Regions from separate parts of the Homo sapiens genome. Here regions 2 and 3 are each linked to region 1. Evidence: chromatin contacts called from ENCODE Hi-C or POLR2A ChIA-PET data. All regions are on one chromosome and are shown on one strand. Each heading gives the region's core, a stretch centred on a gene start or an enhancer-like site at or near the end of the contact. The rest is flanking DNA. Distances are from core to core; before and after follow the strand shown.

What was found. A loop is a pair of places that touch in the nucleus more often than their neighbours do. ChIA-PET counts read pairs that join two places held with the same protein, here RNA polymerase II (POLR2A). Pooled maps may share reads with other maps.
Region 2: a pooled map shows a loop between it and region 1 (15-fold over the local background). The contact joins the promoter of IGSF8 here to the promoter of POU2F1-DT in region 1. A Hi-C loop is called at or near these places in 5 of 50 pooled maps. POLR2A ChIA-PET finds 5 or more read pairs at or near these places in 2 of 52 experiments (BJ and OCI-LY7).
Region 3: a loop to region 1 is called in a map of CD8-positive, alpha-beta T cell, with 28 times the contacts of the local background. The contact joins the promoter of RABGAP1L here to the promoter of POU2F1-DT in region 1. A Hi-C loop is called at or near these places in 2 of 168 maps with a recorded cell type or tissue (CD8-positive, alpha-beta T cell and K562) and 5 of 50 pooled maps.

Annotation. Positions count from the first base shown.
Region 1 is chr1:167,219,203-167,221,908 of GRCh38, reverse strand. It overlaps POU2F1-DT (POU2F1 divergent transcript), which reads left to right and starts at 1,373. Exons shown (of 1, transcript NR_185889.1): 1 at 1,373-2,078. POU2F1 (POU class 2 homeobox 1) reads right to left here and starts at 1,023. Exons shown (of 16, transcript NM_002697.4): 1 at 951-1,023. The coding sequence starts at 1,011. RefSeq lists silencers at 1-40, 51-330, 551-700, 1,051-1,150 and an enhancer at 1,331-1,440.
Region 2 is chr1:160,097,219-160,099,924 of GRCh38, reverse strand. It overlaps IGSF8 (immunoglobulin superfamily member 8), which reads left to right and starts at 1,306. Exons shown (of 7, transcript NM_052868.6): 1 at 1,306-1,516. The coding sequence starts at 1,453. RefSeq lists a silencer at 722-1,551 and enhancers at 2,118-2,644, 2,645-2,706.
Region 3 is chr1:174,158,139-174,160,844 of GRCh38, reverse strand. It overlaps RABGAP1L (RAB GTPase activating protein 1 like), which reads right to left and starts at 1,325. Exons shown (of 26, transcript NM_001366446.1): 1 at 1,188-1,325. It overlaps RABGAP1L-DT (RABGAP1L divergent transcript), which reads left to right and starts at 1,558. Exons shown (of 4, transcript NR_121197.1): 1 at 1,558-1,681; 2 at 1,855-1,958. RefSeq lists silencers at 920-1,099, 1,220-1,619.

The sequences.
Region 1 (2,706 bases), core at 124-2,623:
CGGGGGCGCGCGGGCCGCCCCAGAGGACATCCCCTCGGAAGGAACTTGCCCCAAGGACTCCTTCCAATCCAGTCCACCCCCCAGGGGGGGCACGCAGACCCCTGCGCGGGTTCCCCACCCCCGCCGCCCCAGGCCACCTCGCAGCGCCCACGACCGCTCACCCCTACCCACCTAGAGAGCAGGCCTGGCTTGGGTCAGGCCACCACATTGGGGACCAGTGGGGCGAGGCCGAAGTGCCTGGGGCCGTGACCCCCGGGCTCAGCCCCGCGCGGGGCGCGGGCAGGGAGCTCTCCCCGCGCGCACCCCCGGTTGCCCTGAGGGCCGCCCCCCAAGGCGGGCAGCGCCCCCCCGCCCGGGCCCGCTCCCGGGGGAAGACGCGTGCGGGTGTCCGGCCGCCGGGGTCCGCTCCGGCCCCGCCGCCTCCCCGGCATTGTGCTCGCCGCCGCCTCCATCCCCCTTCACGCCCCCCACCCCGCGCCCGCCCGGCCCCGGCCGCCCGCCCGCGCCCTACTGCGCCCCGCCGGCCCAGCAGCTATGAATATGTAAAATGTCTTTATTGTCCTCTCCCTCTGCCCCGGCCCCGCCGCCCCGCCGCGGACCCGCTCGGGTTCGGGCACGGCGGCGAGGAGGCGGCAGCGGCGGCCGGCAGAGGAGGAGGGCCGGTGCCGACGGGCAGACGGCGAGCGGCGGCGGGGTGGGCCGGGTGCAGGAGGAGGGCAGTGGATCGCAGCCCCCTTTGCCCCTTGTCTTCCCCCTCCGCCTGGCCGCTCCGAGCCTCTTTCCCCCTCCGCTCAGCGCCCGGCGGGGGCTCAATGCTCCCCGGCCCCCCATCTCCCCGCCGTTAATTATAATAATCCTGAGTACTAATAAATTATGCTAAGTCGCGGGGGGGGGCAGCGGGAGCCGGGGTTGAGTATGAATATGAATATGTAAAATGCTGTAATGATTACCTGCTGCTGCTGCCGCCGCGGCTGAACTCTCATCTTGACTCGCTGCTCCTCCGTCCGCCATTTTGAATATTTTAACCAAAATCGCCCGGTCGATAAACCCTCCCTCGCTCTGGCTCCCCTCCCCCCTCCCGCCCTGCTTGCCTCCTCCCTCCTCTCCGCCCCCTCCCGCTCCTTCCTCTCCCCGGGCGCGCGCCAGGGGGCGCGCGAGGCCGGCTCTGTTCGCCCCGGCCCCCTCAGAAGAGCTCCACCCCCTTCCCGCGCTCTGCGCACGCGCCTTCGGGGCGCTGTGGCCCTTCGGTAGCTAAAGCAGCGCCCTCAATCAGCCAGGCACCCTGTGGCTTCATTTTTCGTCTCGGCTCTGCGCATGCGCGCCTTTCTCCTGCCGCCAGAAGTGTCGCCGGCGCATGCGCTCCCTCTAGCTCAGAACCAGATTATATAGTATCCCGGGCGCCTGTGTCTTCTTACACTTCTCCCTTTTCCTCCCGCCTTGCTTCCCTCCTGGCTTCGCTCCGGTCTCCCCCAGTGGCCTGTGGCATTGTAAAAGCACGGCAAGGAGCGCAGCGGCCAGAAACGTGGGGGCGCGTGGAAGGGCAGTGAGCGGCCCGCGTGCCCTGTGCTCCGCACTTTCTTCAGGGTTTCCGCGCAGTTGAAACATTGGCAACAATGGATAAGCCGCTCCTCGCTAGGTAATTTCCGGCCCTCTGGGCAGGTAGGGGCGGAAACGACCGCCACGGGAGCCGGGCATGAGGCACCTGCTGAGCCACACGCGGGCCTCCCGCTTTAAATTTGAATCCGAGCTAATCCCCGCCCCCGGCTCTGCTAGTGCAGGAGACCCGGCCCCGGCAAACGCGAGGGGGAGTGTCGTGTGATTGTTTTAATTAGCCCTAAATCTCTTCTGCTCTACTTGCTTCTAACGCCAGGCTGGCTTCCTCGGGAGCTAGGCGTCTTATTAAGTCGCTAATTTCCGCCCTACCCTTCCTTTCTGCCTTCACGCCCCTCTAACGCCGCTCCCCCCAATCGAAACAGACCCCATATTCTGAGGCTTCCCCCCGCGCCTTCTTCCCGCCTTGGAACACCTTTTAAAACCTAGCAGTAAGCTGATGACTAATAAAAATGTCGAAATCGTAACTTCATCGTGAATTTTATTTTGCTGTGTTTCTCAGAGTAAATATGGTATTGGGGAAAGGTTTCGCGTTGCACATATCTTTCTTGGTAACTAGACATAATGTTGCTGAGTTTTCTTTATCTTAAATGGCGAAATTCCCTGGACAAAGTCCCAGGTCTAATTATTTTACGAATTTTTAAAGCCCTATTTTTGTTTGTTTGTTTGTTTTTTAAGAATAGAAAGGTGTATTTCATGGTAAGCAAAGTTTAAAAAAAATCAGCTCTAGTTAATCTGTCTTGAGAGATATGACTGAAGTTTAAATTGGGTAGAACTGCTGGTTCTACAATTAAAAACAAAACTGATTTCCAAGTGAGTGCAATTATTTTAATGGGTAAAGTTTTAATCATCAGTCCTAGAATGCTCGTTGGACTCCTTTAACTGTGCAAGTACAGTTAAAGCTATTGTCAGTGACAGGCAACGATTTGGGGGTGGGATTGATTTGTTCGTGGTAATTAAGCCTTAGGGTGTGTGCATGACTGTTTGAACCAAATAATTAGACCGCCCTGTAATCTAATTATTTAGAGCCACGCCAACCAGCACACTTAAGGAAATGAAATATTTAACTAGTTAATCTGGAAATATGGCCTAAGT
Region 2 (2,706 bases), core at 57-2,556, 7.1 Mb after region 1:
TTCTCCCCATTCTGGTCTCATCCTTCCTGCCCCTGCCCACTTCCCATCTTTACAGTTCAGGAAGAGACAGAGCACCTGGGAAGGGTGCCTCCTCCATTCTCCCACCTCCAGGGCAAGCCCCACTCTTCCTAGAACAGAGCAATGTTCATCTCTTCCCACTGTCACTGAACATAGAGACTCCTTCACCTAAATGCCAGGTCTAAACTAAGCCTCTTAGGAAGCAGTTCAAATAATAATTCAAAACCTAAAACAAAATAATCCTTATCTCCCATTTTGTGTTAGTTTCCTGTGCCAAACACTTTATGTACATTACCTATCATCACAATAACCCTTTGGGTGATGTGATCAACCTCAATTCAATTTGCAGAGGAGAAAACTGAAGTTGAAGGAGGTTAAACAACTGGGCTAGGATCACCCAACCCAGAAATGACGTCACATGGACGGCCCCCTCTCCTAATCCATTTTTCTTTTGGTTTTGCCCTCTGAGGGGGTGAAAAACAGGTCTCCAGTGACCTTCTGGATCCTGGAAGCGCCCTTCAGCTCAAACCCTTCGCATTCAGGAACTCCTGGCTTCCGCCAACCCCTACTTCAGCAGGGTTTGCAGCGAGGACTATGGCTCAGAGCAAATAACTGAATTCTAAATGCGTGGTCACAGTCACCTCGCCAATCCCAGGGACCCTGCACCCAACTCTCCAGGAAAGGCTGGCAGGTGCGGGGTGGAATGCGCTCTGTGCGAGGGTGGGTGGGAATTTCGATGCGCAGAGGTGCAGTTAGCTCACTCCTGCGGGGGCCTCGGGCGGAGCCAGGGCCAGGGGCGGGGCGAGGCCGGGGTCCAGGGCGGAGCCAGGATTGGAGGCTGACGTTAGCCCTGCGGGGACGGGGAAGGGGTGCGGCTTGGGACTGGGGCGGGGCCGGGGCCCGGGGAGGAGCCAGGATTGGAGTCCGACTGTAGTCCTGGTGGGGCGGGGCGGGGGAGGGGCCGGAACTGGGGCTGGGCCGAGGCCCGGGGCGGATCCAGGGCTGGAGTCTTGGCGGGGCGGGGCGGGGAGGGGCGGGGCCGGGGCGGGGCTGGGACTCGATGCGACTCAAAGGTGAGTTTCGAGGGGCGGGGCGGGGCCGGGGCCAGGTGCGGAGCAAAGGCCGGAGTCTGGCGGGGGTGGGGCAGGCAGGGCCAAGGCTGGGTCCGGGGCGGGGCGGGCCTAGACGGGGCGGTGGAAGGGGCGGTGCCGGGGCGGGCCGGGGCGAGAATGGTTTCAGAACTGCCGAGGGCTGGAGGGAAAGCAGCGGGAGGGGCGGAGGGAGGGGATTCGGCAGCTCCAGTTCAGCTCGCTCGGCGCACCCACGCCTCGCTGCCCCGCTTCCTGCCCTCAACCTGGGCATGCGCCCCCCACCCTTCCGGCCCCCCAGAACCCGCGCCATCCCCCGGAGCCTCCCCAGAGCTGGCCGCGCAGGATGGGCGCCCTCAGGCCCACGCTGCTGCCGCCTTCGCTGCCGCTGCTGCTGCTGCTAATGCTAGGTAAGCCAGGCCCCCGTTCCGGTTCCCGGCCCTGCCGGGCAGGTGCCTGCCATCCAGCACCCCCCTAGCATTTCGGGGCTCCTCACATCCTCCTCCGTCAGGGGTACCTCCAGCCTCCCCGGGGTCGGCGTCCAGCTGCGCTTTGTGGCTGTCCGCCGAGCCAGTCTTGGGAAGAGTGCAGGCTCCCCAGCTCTAAGCCAGGGACTGGGGCGTAGAGAGGACCCACTAAGGTGCTGCCCCAGGCACTGCTCGGCCTCCCGGGGCAGGCCACACATCTCAGCTAGCATACCCACGTACTGGGGTCGCTGCACCAAATGCTGCGACTCCTTTCTGCCCCACACTCAGCTCCAGGCCTGGCCTTGGGTGCCCGCCCTACGAGGGCAGTGCCTGCCCAGCTTCATAATTGCCCCAGAGTTGGCTGGAGGCCCAGAGGCCAGTTCTGCCCACGATCTTTGAAGTAAGTCTCTCCCAGTTGCGCTCCACGCACTTCATCAACTGGGGGCAGTTCCCTCTCTCACCCCCATCTCCACCCTGGGTTGGGTCCCTCTTTGCCCTTCTTCCTGTCTCCCAAATGGCACTTGGCTCTGCAGCCACCCATCAGTTTTCACACCGCTTAGTTCCAGCTTCCTTGCCTCAGGAGAAACCAGGTTCCATGGAGACTGATCCTGGGATCTCCAAGCACCTTGTGCCTGCTGTGGTGGGTGTTCATGGTGGGGTGTTCTGGGCCAATCTTGCATGGATGCATGGGGATAATGACAGTGGAATTGTTTTTGGCCTGAACTGGAGGGCTCCCTGTAGGAGGTGGTCTGGGGAAGAGTATGGCATGGAGACAGTGAAACTGCCAGTACAGATGTTGATGAGGCTGAAGCCCTTGAAATGAGAGTGAAGCGTGGGGGTGGGGATGGTGACTTCAGAGCTGCTGTCGTCAAGGCAGAGGCTGAAGGTAGCCCCAGCTGCCTGTTTCTAGACCAGAGCTCCACAGTGGCACCAAGCAAAGCCTTCCCCTGCTGCAGGTCCCTGGGCCCTGCAGGGTTAGGATGAGTCCTCTCCCTGGTCCCTGGGCAGGTGGCAGGAGGATGTACAGAGAGGAAGGCGCTGTGGGGCCTGGGTTGCCTAGCACTTGGTGTGTTTTCCCCAGTGGGCAGCATGGAGCAGGGAGGAGCCCAGGGAGGTGGGGAAGTGCTGGCCTG
Region 3 (2,706 bases), core at 76-2,575, 6.9 Mb before region 1:
TCTTCTGACATCATAACTAATGGATATTCTACGGAAGATGCCAAATATAAACACTACTGTAAGAAAAGTCAGAAGGTTTTCATGAAACTGTGTTTTCAGAATTTTAACAAGCAACTACTTACCTCCCACTATGCACGAGGAAATTTAAATGTATTAAAAATCCCTAAACCCCTCCAGTGCCAAAAATAAAGGCCTTAAAATCATTTTCCAAACTGCGCTGAAATCTGTCAGGCAAGCAAAAGTTCTCCTTACCATTAGTGTAATAAGGCTGGCATTTCAGTTTACTTGCATGAAACCAATTTTGCAAGTGACCACCCAAGTTTTGGTACATATTCTAATATAACCCTATCTGAGAGATCCAAGGACCTGGACACACTGCCTAGTATCTGAAACCCGTCAGTTCAGCTCCCATGCACCCGGCCACCTCCCGCTAGCCGGTGGCCCCTTTCCACATGCTGACGCACTGCCCAGCCCTGTACCGTTGGCGACCAGTGCAAAGTACTAGCCCAGTCTCAGAAACTTTGACTCAGTTATCAGGACACTGAGCACTCACAAGGTGGGTGGGGGTTGGGGGGAGGTGTTTGTCATGGCTCAGGAGGTCAACTTTGAAGCGGGGCATTCCCTACAGGTAGGGATCTGCCCGGAACGCATCCCATCCCAAACTGCAAAACCACAAGCATCAACAGCAGGAGCCGAGCAAAGTGCTCGGCGGAGGAAGAGGAAGGGCGAGGGAGAGAAATGGTCGAGTACAGAAGCCTGCGTGTGGGTAAGAAAATACCCTAACCACTCGCCCACCGGACGCAGGGCGGCTGGGACTGCGAATCCAGCAGCAGCCACAGCGTAGCAGCGGGCGGCAGCCGCCGAGGCAGCAATGTCAGGAGGGCACAGCTGGAGGAGGCGGCCGCCAAAGCCACTACCCCACCCCCAGGTAAGGGCGCCGACCCCGCCCGCCCTATCCGCGAGGAGCGGCCACCTGGGAGAACTGCGGTGTCCGGGAGGCGGCCGACAGTCCTGAACCCGCCCCCTACCCTCCTTACCGCGGTCCTCCCGCATCCCAGTCCTCGGCTGGGGCCCCATCTCGACCCTCCCCAGGCTCAGCCCGACGCCAACACACCCAGGCAGCCTCGGCCCGCGGATCCGGGCCGCCGGGCCGCCCTCGTGTCCCTAGGAGGCCGTCCTCGCCTCACCTCTTCACGTCTCCGCGGGCGCTGCCGAGACAACAACTCCTTCAGGCGCCCGCGTTCCACCCTCCACCTCGCGCTCTGAAGCCGGGCCGGTCCCGTTCGCTCCGCCACCGCTGGAGCCCGAGGAGGGCGGAGGGAACTGAGAGGGGAGGGGAGAAGGGCCGCCTGGCAGGAAGAGGCGAGGGAGGGGGCGGGCCGAGAAGGAGGGGAGGAGGCGGTGGCGGCGGGTCGGAAGCGCGCTCGTCCAGGCCCCTCTGCGCGGCGTGCGCGCTCCTGATGTCGGAGGCGCCCACTCTGCCGGGCGGCGGCGGCGCACACGCGCGTGCACGTCGCTGCGTGGCCGCGGTTGCGCCGGGAGCGGAGGAGTGAGGTCCTGACAGAACCAGAGCTGTTAGAGCAGGGACGCGCGAAAGGCGGGAGTACGGGCGGCGCTGGAGAACCTCCGCGGCGGAGGGGCCTGGGGGTGGGACCGCGCCCGCGAGCCCGCCCTGACCGGGGTGCGTTCTACTGGCAGTTGCTGAGTTCGGAAGATTAACTCTGAATGTGGAGAGATTATTTTCTTGCTCGTAAACCTGGTTTACATATTTTCATTCTTAATGCTCAGTAATCTTAAGGAAAGTCACCTGAAAGAATACTTTTTCACCAAGTACTCTTCTGCGCCTGTTTGAAGGTGTCTGTGTGCTTGTGAAGCGCTCCCTTGTTAGTTCCTTCTGTGAGACTCGGGGGAGACTGAAGAGGGAAATCACCTGCGGGGAATGAACAGGAAAGCAATAAGTAAGCACCATTACGTATTATATGAAGAAAATGTGCCCTCATTTGCACCTTTTTATCCTTTGGGGTAAAAGATGTTGAGGTACAAACTAGGTAGAGGTAGAATAAACCAACGCTTTTTCGCTACGAAGATTGTACTGATCCTTGAATTGTGGACATCCTTCTTCTAGATCCTGCAACCAGAAATGACCTGTAAATTTTCCGAATCTCCTTAGCACTTTGTTCTGTAGTTTTGTGGCACCTAACATGTCAGGCTTATCCAGGTTGCCCTGTGCAGCATTTTATCCCACTAGACAACCGCTGTGAACCTGTATCATTCATTTGTATCTTACACTGTGCACCCTGCCTAACTCATAGGAAGCACTCAATGAATGTGATTGCATGGATAAGTGAATATAGTGTCCAGTGATTGCAGCCATAGAATGACTTTAGTTTAAATATCTCCCTTCTATCCCACTTCAATTCCCCTGCCCTCATTTTCCCACCCATATTTAAAAGCTACTCTGAGAAACGTGACATTTGTCCAAAGGGCCCTCCCTGACAAATTCCTTCCCCCCACACCCCCGCTTTTCCTGATGTTAATGTCTATAGATGCTGAGACATATCAAGAGTGTTGTAACTATTTTTTTGTTTCCCCTACCTTCTGGGCTGCTTCCCTTATTAACTTCTGTATCTCAGGAGCCTACCTAGCCCTGGGCCTGACAATAAATGCTGAAAGTTTTTATTATATTTAATAAAGTTAGGGTTAGAA